Linked DNA regions of Homo sapiens: all the other regions are linked to region 1. Evidence: read pairs that join two places in POLR2A ChIA-PET (ENCODE). Cell type or tissue: Panc1. All regions are shown on one strand. Region 1 overlaps LOC107986053 (a long non-coding RNA gene). Region 2 overlaps LINC00578 (long intergenic non-protein coding RNA 578). Region 3 overlaps LINC00578 (long intergenic non-protein coding RNA 578).

Evidence for each region. ChIA-PET counts read pairs that join two places held together with the same protein. Peaks named below come from ENCODE experiments on the same cell type or tissue, not always from the same donor. Only the 100,000 strongest peaks of a DNase experiment are listed, where the experiment ranks them.
Region 2: POLR2A ChIA-PET joins it to region 1 with 7 read pairs; 1 of 35 experiments calls an interaction of 5 or more read pairs at or near these places.
Region 3: POLR2A ChIA-PET joins it to region 1 with 5 read pairs; 1 of 35 experiments calls an interaction of 5 or more read pairs at or near these places.

The regions. Positions count from the first base shown.
Region 1 is chr3:177,247,306-177,251,305 of GRCh38, reverse strand. It overlaps LOC107986053 (a long non-coding RNA gene), which reads right to left. Exons shown (of 3, transcript XR_001740576.2): 3 at 2,673-2,738. Among named protein-coding and RNA genes, the nearest start is that of LINC00501, 45 kb to the left of the region's middle. In Panc1, no CTCF peak of the experiment used is centred here; no DNase peak of the experiment used is centred here; H3K27ac peaks cover 1,146 bases.
Region 2 is chr3:177,565,445-177,569,444 of GRCh38, reverse strand. The region is part of intron 2 of LINC00578 (long intergenic non-protein coding RNA 578); the gene reads right to left. Among named protein-coding and RNA genes, the nearest start is that of LINC00578, 130 kb to the right of the region's middle. In Panc1, no CTCF peak of the experiment used is centred here; no DNase peak of the experiment used is centred here; H3K27ac peaks cover 2,076 bases.
Region 3 is chr3:177,553,133-177,557,132 of GRCh38, reverse strand. The region is part of intron 2 of LINC00578 (long intergenic non-protein coding RNA 578); the gene reads right to left. Among named protein-coding and RNA genes, the nearest start is that of LINC00578, 110 kb to the right of the region's middle. In Panc1, no CTCF peak of the experiment used is centred here; no DNase peak of the experiment used is centred here; H3K27ac peaks cover 1,589 bases.

The DNA.
Region 1 (4,000 bases):
GAAATAAATAATAGGGAATTTTTTAGAAGAAAAGTACAATTTCCCAGAATTGAAGAAAGTCAGTGAGCTTCACACTCCAAGTACCACTGGCTGCAGATAAAGCAGAACAAATGAAATAACAAATTTTTTTTTTTATGAGATGGAGTCTTTTTCTGTCGCCCAGGCTGGAGTGCAGCGGCGCGATCTTGGCTCACTGCAATCTCCACCACCTGGGTTCAAATGATTCTCCTGCCTCAGCCTCCCAAGCAGCTGGAATTACAGGAGCGCACCACCCCACTCAGCTAATTTTTGTATTTTTAATAGAGACGGGGTTTCACCGTGTCGGCCAGGCTGGTCTCCAACTCCTGACCCCAGGTGATCGGCCTGCCTCGGCTTCCCAAAGTGCTGGGATTACAGGCGTGAGCCACAGCGCCCGCTGGAAAAAAAATTTTTTTAGCCAACAGAAATGCTGGTGAAATTTCAAGATCCTCAGGAAAACCAGAAAATTCTAGACACAGTCTACAAAGGAACAAGGATTTGACTGGAATCAGATTTTACATTGACAACATTGATTATCAGAAGATAAGCAATGTCTTCAGTATTTTGAGACCAAAAAAACACGATTTGAAGTCTAATTTTTTTTCTTTTCTTTTTTATTTTTAGAGATCGTCTTGCTGCTTTGCCCAGACTGGCCTCAAACTTCTGGGCTCAAGCGATCCCCTTACTCAGCCTACCGAGTAGCTGCGACTACAGGCATTCTCCACTGTACCTGACTGAAGTCTAAAATTTTGAATCAAGTCTAAGCAGCATTTACTTATGATGGCAGAATAAAGATATTTTCAGACATAGAAAATCTTTCCATCTCCACTTGGTTTACTGCCACCTGATCTCTCTGCTTCTGGTCTTGTCTCAGTGCATACTTTCTCCACTTTGCAGCTGGATGATCTTTTTGTCAGGCAAATTGCATCATTAACTCCTCAAGGAATTTATTTTCCACACTCAGCTCCAGTCAATCTTTTTTCCCACCAGCTACTTCTAGTTACACGTGAGCCCTTCCTCCTCCACCCTTTCTCTCAGGGTTATGGTCTCTGAGTCCCTAGAATGTACCATAGTCCATTCTGATTCCCTCTGCAAAAGATTCTCTTCTAGCTCATTCTTCATCTTCCTTCAGGTCTTAGTCTTGACGTTATTTTCACAGAAAAGTATTCCACGGACCCCCACTCCCATTCCCATCGCTCCATCAGATTAGGTTTGACTCCTTTGTTAGTGACCCTAATAGCACCTGTGCTTTTACTTATAATTAAAGTAATTGTATTATACAGCTATGATTTATATTATTTGTTTAATGTCTTTTTTCTTAATAGGCAGTAAGCTCTATAAATGTAGCCTCATTTAACCTCAGCTCTGTGGGTGAGAATGCTGTCTGTCTGTTCCCAATATCTAATTTCTTTTTCTATTTTTTCGTGTGTGTGTGTGTGTGTGTGTGTGTGTGTTTGACAAGTGCTCACTCTGTCACCTAGGCTGGAGTGCAATAGCACAATCATAGCTCCATGTGGCCTCAAGCTCCTGGGCTGAAACAATCCTCCAGCATCAGCCTCCTGAGCAGCTAGGACTACCGGCATGAGCCACCATGTTCAGCAAATTTCAAATTTTTTAAATAGAGGTGAGGTCTCCCTATGTTGCCCAGGACGGGCTTGAACTCCTGGGCTCAAGGGATCTTCCTGCCTTGTCCTCCCAAAGTGCTGGGATTATGGACGTGAGCCACTGTGCCCAGCCCAGCCTCAGCATCCGTTTTCCACTTCTCCAGTAACAGACTAGATTTTCCAGTCTCTCTTGGTTATGTGACTAAATACTGGCTAATGAGGTGTGAGCAGAAGCAACACGGACAACCTGTGGGTTGTGCTATTAAAGGAAGCAGGTTTGATCTTTACTTCTCCAATTTTCCTTCCTGCTGGCTAGTTAACCATTATAAACCTTACTAAAGTAGGCCGGGCACGGTGGCTCATGCCTGTAATCCCAGCACTTCGGGAGGCCGGGGCGGGTAGATTACCCAAGCTCAGGACTTTGAGATCAGCCTGACCAACATGGCAAAACCCCGTTTCTACTAAAAATACAAAAATCAGCCAGGTGTGGTGGCACGCGCCTGTAATCTCAGCTACTCGGGAGGCTGAGGCAGGAGAATCGCTTGAACCCAGGAGGTTGCAGTGAGCCGAGATCGTGCCACTGCACTCCAGCCTGGGTGACAGAGCAAGACTCTGCCAAAACAAACAAACAAACAAACAAACAAAAACTTACTAAGGTCAATGCCTTAAGGATGGATAATCAATAAGGCAGGAACAAGTATCTCTGACCGAAGGGCCACCTCATACCCATCCTAGAATAATATTCTTGAACTATTACATGAGTTTCAAAAAGAAAATATTCCAGATTATATGGCCAGAGCCCAGCCTCCCTCCCAAAAAATAGTACCCTTATCCCCAAAGAAAGAACTCTAGAATCATCTCTCATTTCACTGATGGTTCTTTATATGCTTTTTCCTTTCACTCATGGGTACTATAAATATTTATTATAGTCAATGATCTATTTATATAACCTTTCAATTTTTTATTATCCAGTTATCTGGATGCCCTCTATAAGACCTGCTGCTTCCATGTTATCAATCTTAAATTATAATGGGAAAAGAAGATATACCCGCAAAATGCCTTCTTACACTTGGAGTCCTAAAGGTGTCTTTTCCAAGGAAAGATGGGCCATCCATGCTGAAACAAGCAAAATACAAGTCAGTATGGAAAATTTCTTATTGTATCTTGAGTTTCAAGGGGGATTGGTAAGGACAACTTCACACATACTTTCAGTGGCCAGTTGCATAAATGTAAGTATGTACGGACCATTGCACTGGCCTCTTAACTCATCTACCTGTTTCCACTATGTACCCCTGAAATCTGAATGCCAGAAAGATCTTTCTAAAATGCAAAGGATCACGTCGCTTAAATTCTTCTTCTTTTTTGTGGGGGGGGTGGGGGGGGGGCGTGTGGGGCGGGCAGGGACGGAGTTTCGCTCTTGCTGCCCAGGCTGGAGTGCAATGGTGCCATCTTGGCTCACCACAACCTTCGCCTCCTGGGTTCAAGCAATTCTCCTGCCTCAGCCTCCCGAGTAGCTGAGATTACAGGCTCCCGCCACCACGCCCAGCTGATTTTTGTATTTTTGGTGGAGACGGGATTTTGCCATGTTGGCCAGGCTGGTCTTGAACTTCCGACCTCAGGTGATCAGCTCGCCTTGGCCTCCCAAAGTGCTGGGATTATAGGTGTGAGCCACTGTGCCTGGCCTTTTTTTTTTTTTTTTTGAGACAGAATCTCGCTCTGTTGCCCAGGCTGGAGTTCAGTGGCGCGATCTTGGCTCACCACAATCTCCGCCTCCCGGGTTCAAGCGATTCTTTTGCCTCAGCCTCCCGAGTAGCTGGGACTACAGGCACGCGCCACCACACCAAGCTAATTTTTTTTTTTTTTGAGACAGAGTCTCGCTCTGTTGCCCAGGCTGGAGTGCAGTGGCACGATCTCCGCTCACTGCAAGCTCCGCCTCCCGGGTTCACGCCATTCTCCTGCCTCAGCCTCCCAAGTAGCTGGGACTATAGGCGCCCATCACCACGCCCGGCTAATTTTTTTGTATTTTTAGTAGAGACGGGGTTTCACCGTGTTAGCCAGGATGGTCTCGATATCCTGACCTCGTGATCTGCCCGCCTCGGCCTCACAAAGTGCTAGGATTACAGGCGTAAGCCACCGCGCATGGCTAATTTTTGTATTTTAAGTAGAGACGGGGTTTCGCTATGTATTTTAAGTAGAGACGGGGTTTCGCTATGTTGGCCAGCTGGTCTCCAACTCCTGACCTCGTGATCTGCCCGCCTGGGCCTCCCAAAGTGCTGGGATTACAGGCGTGAGCCACTGCGCCTGGCCCCTCCCACTTAAAATCTTTCATTGGATTTCCACCGCTCTTGGAAAAACACCAAAGTCCTCACTGTGACCTG
Region 2 (4,000 bases), 320 kb before region 1:
CCCTTCTTTCCCTGAATTATCTGGGTAATTGCACAACTGCTTCACTTCGGTTGCATAGATAGTTAACTGCGCACATTTGGTGTGGTAATTGGGTAGTGGCCAAGGAACACAAAATACATGGCTTCAAAGCAGGTGCTTACAAAAAGGACTCCACTTAAACTGAAATTCAGCCCAAAGAGTTGATTAGAAACAACTCAAAAGGGTCAGTTAGTGAGTCTGAGCACTGGGGGAAAGGGGCAAATAATACTGTCTTTTTCTTTAAACCTAGTCAGAAGAGAAGACAGGAATATATGAAACAGGAGCAATCACAAGAACGTAACAGAGGACACAGGTGTCATGTTCATGGCACAGAACAGAAGCCCCATAGAGTTCAAAAGACGGGATGACTGGAGATATCCTTGACACATTGAGCTAAAAAAAAAAACTAAAAACAAGGCCAGGCACAGTGGCTCACACCTGTAATCCCAGTACTTTGGGAGGCCAAGGTGGGTGGATCGCCTGCGGTCAGGAGTTCGAGACCAGCCTAGCCAACATGGCGAAATCCCATCTCTACTAAAATACAAAAATTAGCTGGGGGTGGTGGCAAGTGCCTGTAATCCCACCTACTCGGGAGGCTGAGGCAGGAGAATTGCTTGAACCTGGGAGGTGGAGCTTGCAGTGAGCCGAGATCACGCCACTACACTTGAGCCTTGAGCCTGGGCGACAGAGCAAGACTCTATCTCAAAAATAAATAAATAAATAAATAAATAAATAAACAAAAAAGCAAGTTATGAGACAATATGTTTATTGTTTTTACATAGAATAGAAACAAAGTTCCCATGCATGTGCCTATATGTTTATATAATCACAAAGAAATAAGGAAAGTAACAGAGGAATGTAGGTGGGAGAAGAGGCAACTGGAGAAAACTTTTATTTTTCTTACATGTATCTGTATCATCTGAATTGTTCAAATAAGAGGGGATTAGTTTTCTAATTCAAGTAACAGAAACTTTAAAATCACACCTCCAAAAAAGGAAAAAGTATTTATCCTCACATTTAGTCTTTCAAAACGAGACTAGCCTATGAATGATACTTTTAGTTCTGTCAATCTTCTATTATTTCTCTCAGGTAAGAATAATTAAGACCACAGGGGAAAACATCCACCTGTCTCTGTGTATGAGGCCCCAACTGGCCATGTCTCACAAGAAGCACCTCTCTGCAAATGGACACGTTTCACCACATGGGCTGCAGAGAAACCATTTTTTGTGTTCCTCTTCCTCCACTCCAGAAAATAAATACATACACAATACATTTGCAGCCAAAAGAAAACCCTATCACCCTGATCCAGGGGCTCGCATTCAGCAGGCTGCCATGGTGTGCAGTATTTAGGTGGTTGGTAAGGGTGACTGAAGTCTTAGTGTATCTGATCATGCCAGGCCTAAGGAATTAGTCAGAGCTGGGTTTGCAAGTGGTGGCATTTTAATGATTTATTGAATTTCTCTTAAGGTCAGTAGTTTATGATTTGCCATTTTTTTAGAAAAATAATCTATAAGAAAAAAAGGTCTATTTTGCTTTACAGGAACTTTCTAAGTGCATGCTTTAAGAGGAGAAAATCAGTACAAATAGCCACTGTAGCATACCTCATGCCTAACCTCGTCACATGAACTCCAGCCCAGATAAGCAGCTTTCTGAATGTTATTGGTGGAAATATGATTTTCAGAGGGAAAAGAAACCATCCTTGGGTCAGAAAGTTGGTGTTATCAGCTTGTAACATTATTCCTTGTTGTATAATTTTATCTCTGGGACCATTATTTCACTTCAAGTGGACTGGAAATTCAGAGTTAGCCTGATCAGTCATCTCACTCAAGGGCCTTCAAATGCATTTTTTTCATATTCTGAGGTGCCTGTGTGGCATTCACATTTTTTCTTAAAGTAGTTAGGGTCACAGGTAGAAAATATGACAGTTAATTAAAAGGAGCTGATAAGTGCTTCCTCCAGAAGGCCAGTTCTGCCAGGAGCCCCTGACTAAGGACCAGACTCTGTCCCGTTAGGGCATGATCATTCGTCTCCCGTGAAAAAGTAATGCAGAGTCATACATAAAAATCATTCAAAGAGTAAGAAAAGATGAAAAAAAATCACACTTCCTAATTGCCGTTGAAAATCCTCTCCCCAAGCCTTTGCTGCCTTGTAAGGTTTATTAATGTGTTTACTATTTAAATAAATAGGTATTAGGTGTCCACCCTACACAAGATGCTGTTCTAACCTCTGGAAACATGATGGTGGTTGTGCAGATATGGCTGGTGGCATCATGAGGCTCAGCATTGACTTCCTAACTTCCATTGGTAGGCAATGCTATTTAAAGACAGCGTTGCAGAATGTGACATGGTGGAGGACGTACGGCCGCAATCCCCAACCTTTCTGGCACCAGAGACCAGTTTCATGGAAGACAATTTTCCCATAGACAGGGCAGGGGAGGGGTTATGGTTTCGGGATGAAACTGTTCCACCTCAGATCATCAGGTGTTAGATTCTTATAAGGAGTGTGCACAGCCTAGATCCCTCACATGCGCAGTTCACAATAGGGTTCATGCTCCTATGAGAATCGAATGTGCAGCTGACCTGACAGAAGGCGGAACTCAGCTTCGCTTGTTCACCTGCTGCTCACCTCCTGCTGTGTGGCCTGGGGCTGGGGACCCCTGCCGTATAGAATTCACAGCAGGGCATGGAAACCAGGCTGGGACGTGAGCAATCTGAGTTTAAACAGGAGCACACACAACATGGCAAGAGGGGAGTGAGAGAGGGAGGGGATGTTTCCAGAGCACAGGATCTGAATGAGTGAGTGCTCGCTCCGTAAGTCAGAGAGAGCCTGGAGCCCCGTGTGAGCGTGAGGACTCTGGTATGGGTGGAACAAAGATTATGAAAAAGGAAACAGTGGGAAATAACCCTGGAGAAGTGAGGAAGATGCTGGACTGCTTCTGGATTTCGGCCTAAAAACAATGAGAAGTCACTGGTAAGCTGTATGTAGACAAGTCATACGATCACATTTACAGTTTAGTAAATATCCAGACCATAATGTGAACACCAAATCAGAAGGATTCGCCATAAAATTCAGAGGAGACATTAGGGAACTTAGTGGGAATGAGGTTGGAAGGCAGTGGACATAACCGGTTGATATTGAGGAGGTAGAAATGACAAGACTTGCTAATTGCTTGGATGTGGCAGACAAGTCTAAAAGAAGAGCCAAACCTGACTCCCAGGTTTCTGCCTTGGTCACCCAGGTAGAGAATGATGTCATTCATTAACACTGTGAACACATCAGGAGGGACAAGCCTGAGGCAGAAATCCAGGTTTACATTTGTGTTAACAGGATGCCCAGGGAGGGAGAATTTTAAAATAATTATGCCAGCCTTTTACCATCTGGAAAGAGGTCTCCTTGGGGAAGATTTTGTTATTCTTGTTGTTCTTGAAAGAGTAGTTTGGCTGTTTTGTAAAAATTAAAGTTAAAAAGCACCCCTTGCCCTGGGGAAAGGTGCATTTAAAAACCTCATCCTTCCAGAGACTTAGGAAAAGTAGTCCTTCTCTTTAGTATATAAGAAGATAAACCAATTTGCTTGATAAACCAGAAGCCCAGTAGCCCAGAGGCCTTCTGAGAGATGGCCTCTGGTTTTACCAGGGTTTTACCTTAACTCAAAGGTATAGACACCACTGAGCAAGAACTGGGGACCATGATGTAGGTCTAGTGTCAAGAAGACCTCAAGAATCCTAGAGGAGGCCGGGCGCGGTGGCTCACGCCTGTAATCCCAGTACTTTGGGAGGCCGAGGCGGGCAGATCATGAGGTCAGGAGATCAAGACCATCCTGGCTAACAGTGAAACCCCGTCTCTACTAAAAATACAAAAAATTAGCCAGGCATGGTGGCGGGCGCCTGTAGTCCCAGCTACTCGGGAGGCTAAGGCAGGAGGATGGTGTGAACCTGGGAGACGGAGCTGGCAGTGAGCCGAGATCGTACCACTGCACTCTAGC
Region 3 (4,000 bases), 310 kb before region 1:
GAGGATCAAGGAAGACAGCAGTGGCTCAGTCCGAGTCCCAAACCTCAAAAGTAGGAAAGCTGACAGTGCAACCTTCAGCCTGTGGCCAAAGGCCCAACAGCCCCTGCCAAACCTGGTATAGGTCCAACAGTGCAAAAGCTGAGGAGCTTGGAGTCTGATGTTCAAGGGCAGGAAGCATCCAGCACAGGAGAAAGATGAAGGCTGGAAGACTCAGCAAGTCTGCCCATTCCACTTTCTTCTTCATTCCACTTTATTCTAGCCACACTGGCAGCTGATTAGATGGTGCCCACCCAGATTGGGGGTGGGTCCGCCTCCCCCAGTCCACTGACTCAAATGTTAATCTCCTTTGGCAACACCCTCACAGAAACACCTAGGAACAATACTTTGCATCCTTCGATCCAATCAAGTTGACACTCAATATTAACCATCATGGTCAGTTTAGAGAGAATTCTCCACCTGTGATCTCTGATCATTCTCAGCATCTTTTCAGATTCCTTATCCCCCACCCTGATCACCCTAGCCTGCCTTCAGCAAGAATCCTTGTAGGTCTGTTTAACCAAAACCCTCCCTACCGCTGCTGTTTCCTAATAGTATTTTCCATCCACTCACCCCTACCCTGCTTCTTGGCTATAAATCCCCACTTGTCCAAGCTGTATTCAAAATTGAGCCCAGTTCTCTACTGAGATCTCTTTTCTCCTATTACAATAGTTCCTGAATAAAACCTGTTTGGGCCACTTCATTGTCAAGCTCTAATTTTCCTTTAACAGCAGTAATTCTTTAATTGTGTCTGTCCATCCACTCATTCCACTTGGTTTCCCTCATAAATTCTAAGCTAGATCAGTATACAACCATAACTACCCCAGCAATTTTGTAAAGGGCAATTTTTATGAACCTCTAAGTTATCCCAAATTTTTTTAATTTACATTAAGTCAAATACAGAATCCCAAAATTAATTTTAAAGAAAAATGTTGTTTGAAATTAACATAGAAAAGAAAGCTAGTTTTCTATTTTTTTCTCCTTAATACACTGTGTAAAGTTTTGAACTGATGATATTAATATATAATATTGCACCTGCACTGTAATGATTATTACTTTGTTAGGAGGATACATATGTTCATCATTGACACACTAACTACTAAGTGTGAAGGTTTGATTGATTTAAGAGATTAAGGGATAATTTTGTTTTTAAAATCAGTCTTCCATGGAGGTAGTATCTGTGTGCTGTGGACAGTCTATAGGTGTTGCCTGTCACTGGATTGTGATGGATGAACACTCTATTCATAATTCAAACTGTCTCCCATTTGTTCATAAAAGCTGACAATGCAGAGAGAATTCTGCTGAAAGAGCCACAAAAGAGTGAATTACAGAGAAATGTAAAACAATATGACAGAGGAGCATTTGGGCCAAAAATAAAGCAACCAAATCCAACAAATCTAAAAGGAGTGATTTTTTTCTAATTTTTTTGGCCAAATAGTACATTCAAATGTAGGTTCAAACAGCAAGCCTGCTGGTTCTCTGTCAGCAAAAATGCTAAATAGGGGCTAAGTTGTCTTCCTGGAGGGTGAGGCGCATAGACAAACTGAAAAGCCACCTGAAGTTTCAACCAAAAGCCAATTTAGATCAAGCTGAGCAAACAGACAGGTCTGCTGCCCAATTCAACACCAAGCTGTTTTTTTGTTTTTTGTTTTTAATGTATATAAGTCAAAAAGTACTTTACAAGCCAAGGAAAACCCAGAGAGCAATGTATGGACTAATGACATAGTTCCCATTCAGGTCTGGGGCCTGGAGTGCAGCCTGGGGCAGTTCCCACTGTGCTTCCCAGCCCCCATCTGTGTTTTTCACTGGTAAATTCAGAATAAAAAGAAAGTCAAGTGTAGCAGAGGACTGTGTGGGTTAGGAAGGAAGGGCAGTTCCACCCAGTTGGTCCAAGTTAAAATGGAGGCTGTTACTTGCTGAGAGCAGATTTGCACTCCTTTTTTTTTTTTTTTAGCACCAGCTGAGATTCTGTCTCAATTGCCCTCAACATTGAGTCACTAACCAGCCACTGGGTGTGGAATTCTGGCAGCAGTAGCGCTTAACTCTGAGACTTCCCACTCCCCACCCACCAGCTCCTTGCCCTCTCTGCAATGGCTTTTTTTTAGTAATAGAGGAAAAAAACTTTGAAATCCTGTTAATTCTGAGTATTGTTTACAAGTGATTATTTCTGAAGGGGCAAGGAGTGTTTGCAAAGGCCACTTTGGTTATATGAGATTTAAAAGGTTACTGCAATTATTTTTTGGTGTATAAGATGCATTTGCATACATAATTTCACAGAAGAATGGGGGCATTTTATGTACTTTCATCATATGTTTATTGAAAGTGAACAGTTATGCTGTCTGCACAGACATAACTGGTATTTCTTTAAAATTTATCTTTTCCAGATTATTACTATATATTAAAATTTCTAATTATCTACTGGAGATGCATTATACTACATTTATAGGAACAAAATAATGTATTTTCTCTTTTGTAGACATGGCTGCCCGAAAGCAATTCAGTATTTTGCATCCTTGTTCAGTCAGTAACTATGACTTATTAGATGCAGGTGAGTTTTTTATACATTTGGAAGAGGATGTGTCTTATACACTTGCAAGAGCATTGATGTCTCTGGATCTGAGTGCCCTTGTCTGCAAAAAGAAAGAGCTGAACTCCAAGTACCTTCAGCACTGAAAGTCTACAGCTGGCAATGGCTGTACCACAAAGATTAAAACAAGGCAATTCAGTAAGGGTAAACAATAAATTAAAAAAATCACTGAAATTGAATTAACTTGGTAGACAAAAGCAACCCTTAGACCACCAACAGTCATTTTGCAAATATTAATTTTTTAACTAAGGAACAATTACATACGCCTTGTCTCTTTAAATTAGATTGGAAGTTCCTTGAGGTTAAAACCAATGTTTTTAATTAAGAATAAAATTTCCCTAGGACAGATCATACTGCCAGATAAACGGCCTAGCAATAGAATGTGTTCGTAGATACATTAAAAAGAACCCAGGTCTTAGAGCTCTCAGGCCAGAGATTTTTCTTTCCATTACAATTTTCTGTCATCAAGGTTCAATGTAGGAAGCTTCTAGGAGAGACAATAACAATTGGGAGGAAGAAATCCAAGAGCATTGAAATAGACATGAGCTACACAAGGATACTAAAGTCCTGGTATTGACTCTTTTTTACCAGCAATATTTCTAGAAGAAAATAGCCCCCTCCATAGAAGTCTCTACAGAACACGTGGACAGCACTTAGTGATGAAGCCTGGGTTGGCAGCCCACATTGCCTGATGTTTGTATTGAAACCCTTCCCTGGCAGAGCCTGGTGCCCAGTGGTGCCGACTGGGCTGGCTCAGTGCTGAGAGACAGCTTCAGGGATGGACAGTTGCACTCTCAGGAGGTTGTATGCATAATCTCAGTTTGCAATTCTATTTTGTGAGAACAAAAGGGAAACAGTGGGCACTGGCTTGGCTGCTTTTCCAGATGCTTTTGACCAGGCAGGGGATGTAAAAAAGAAAATCTAGCTTGAAAAATGCAACAAAGAGAGAGAAATATTGTCTATTTTCCCATTATGTTTAGCTAGGATGTGGTCTACTGATTATTTTAAGAAAACTATTAACCGAGCTTTACTGTTTTCCTGTTGTATGCTAGCAGCTTCATGTAGTCTGAGAGTCTCAGGCTGGCTGTTAGAAGCCTTAGGTTTTCATCTCCAGTCACCACCATCTTGGCACTTGATTTCTCAGAGCTTCAGTGTGTCTATCTATAATGTCATTTTTAATTCCTGTCCTTCTCTACCTCAAACGGATGCTGTGAGGACAAATGAGATGGCTCAATATTACCTCCTTCCCTGTCCATCTGGCTCTCTGATTTGCAAGGACCACATCAAGTTCTGGACTAGAAAACAATAGAGTTGTGCCAGGAATGAAGGGAGGCAGAATGGAGCCAGGCGGAAGCCCAAAGGGACACAGAGGCAGAG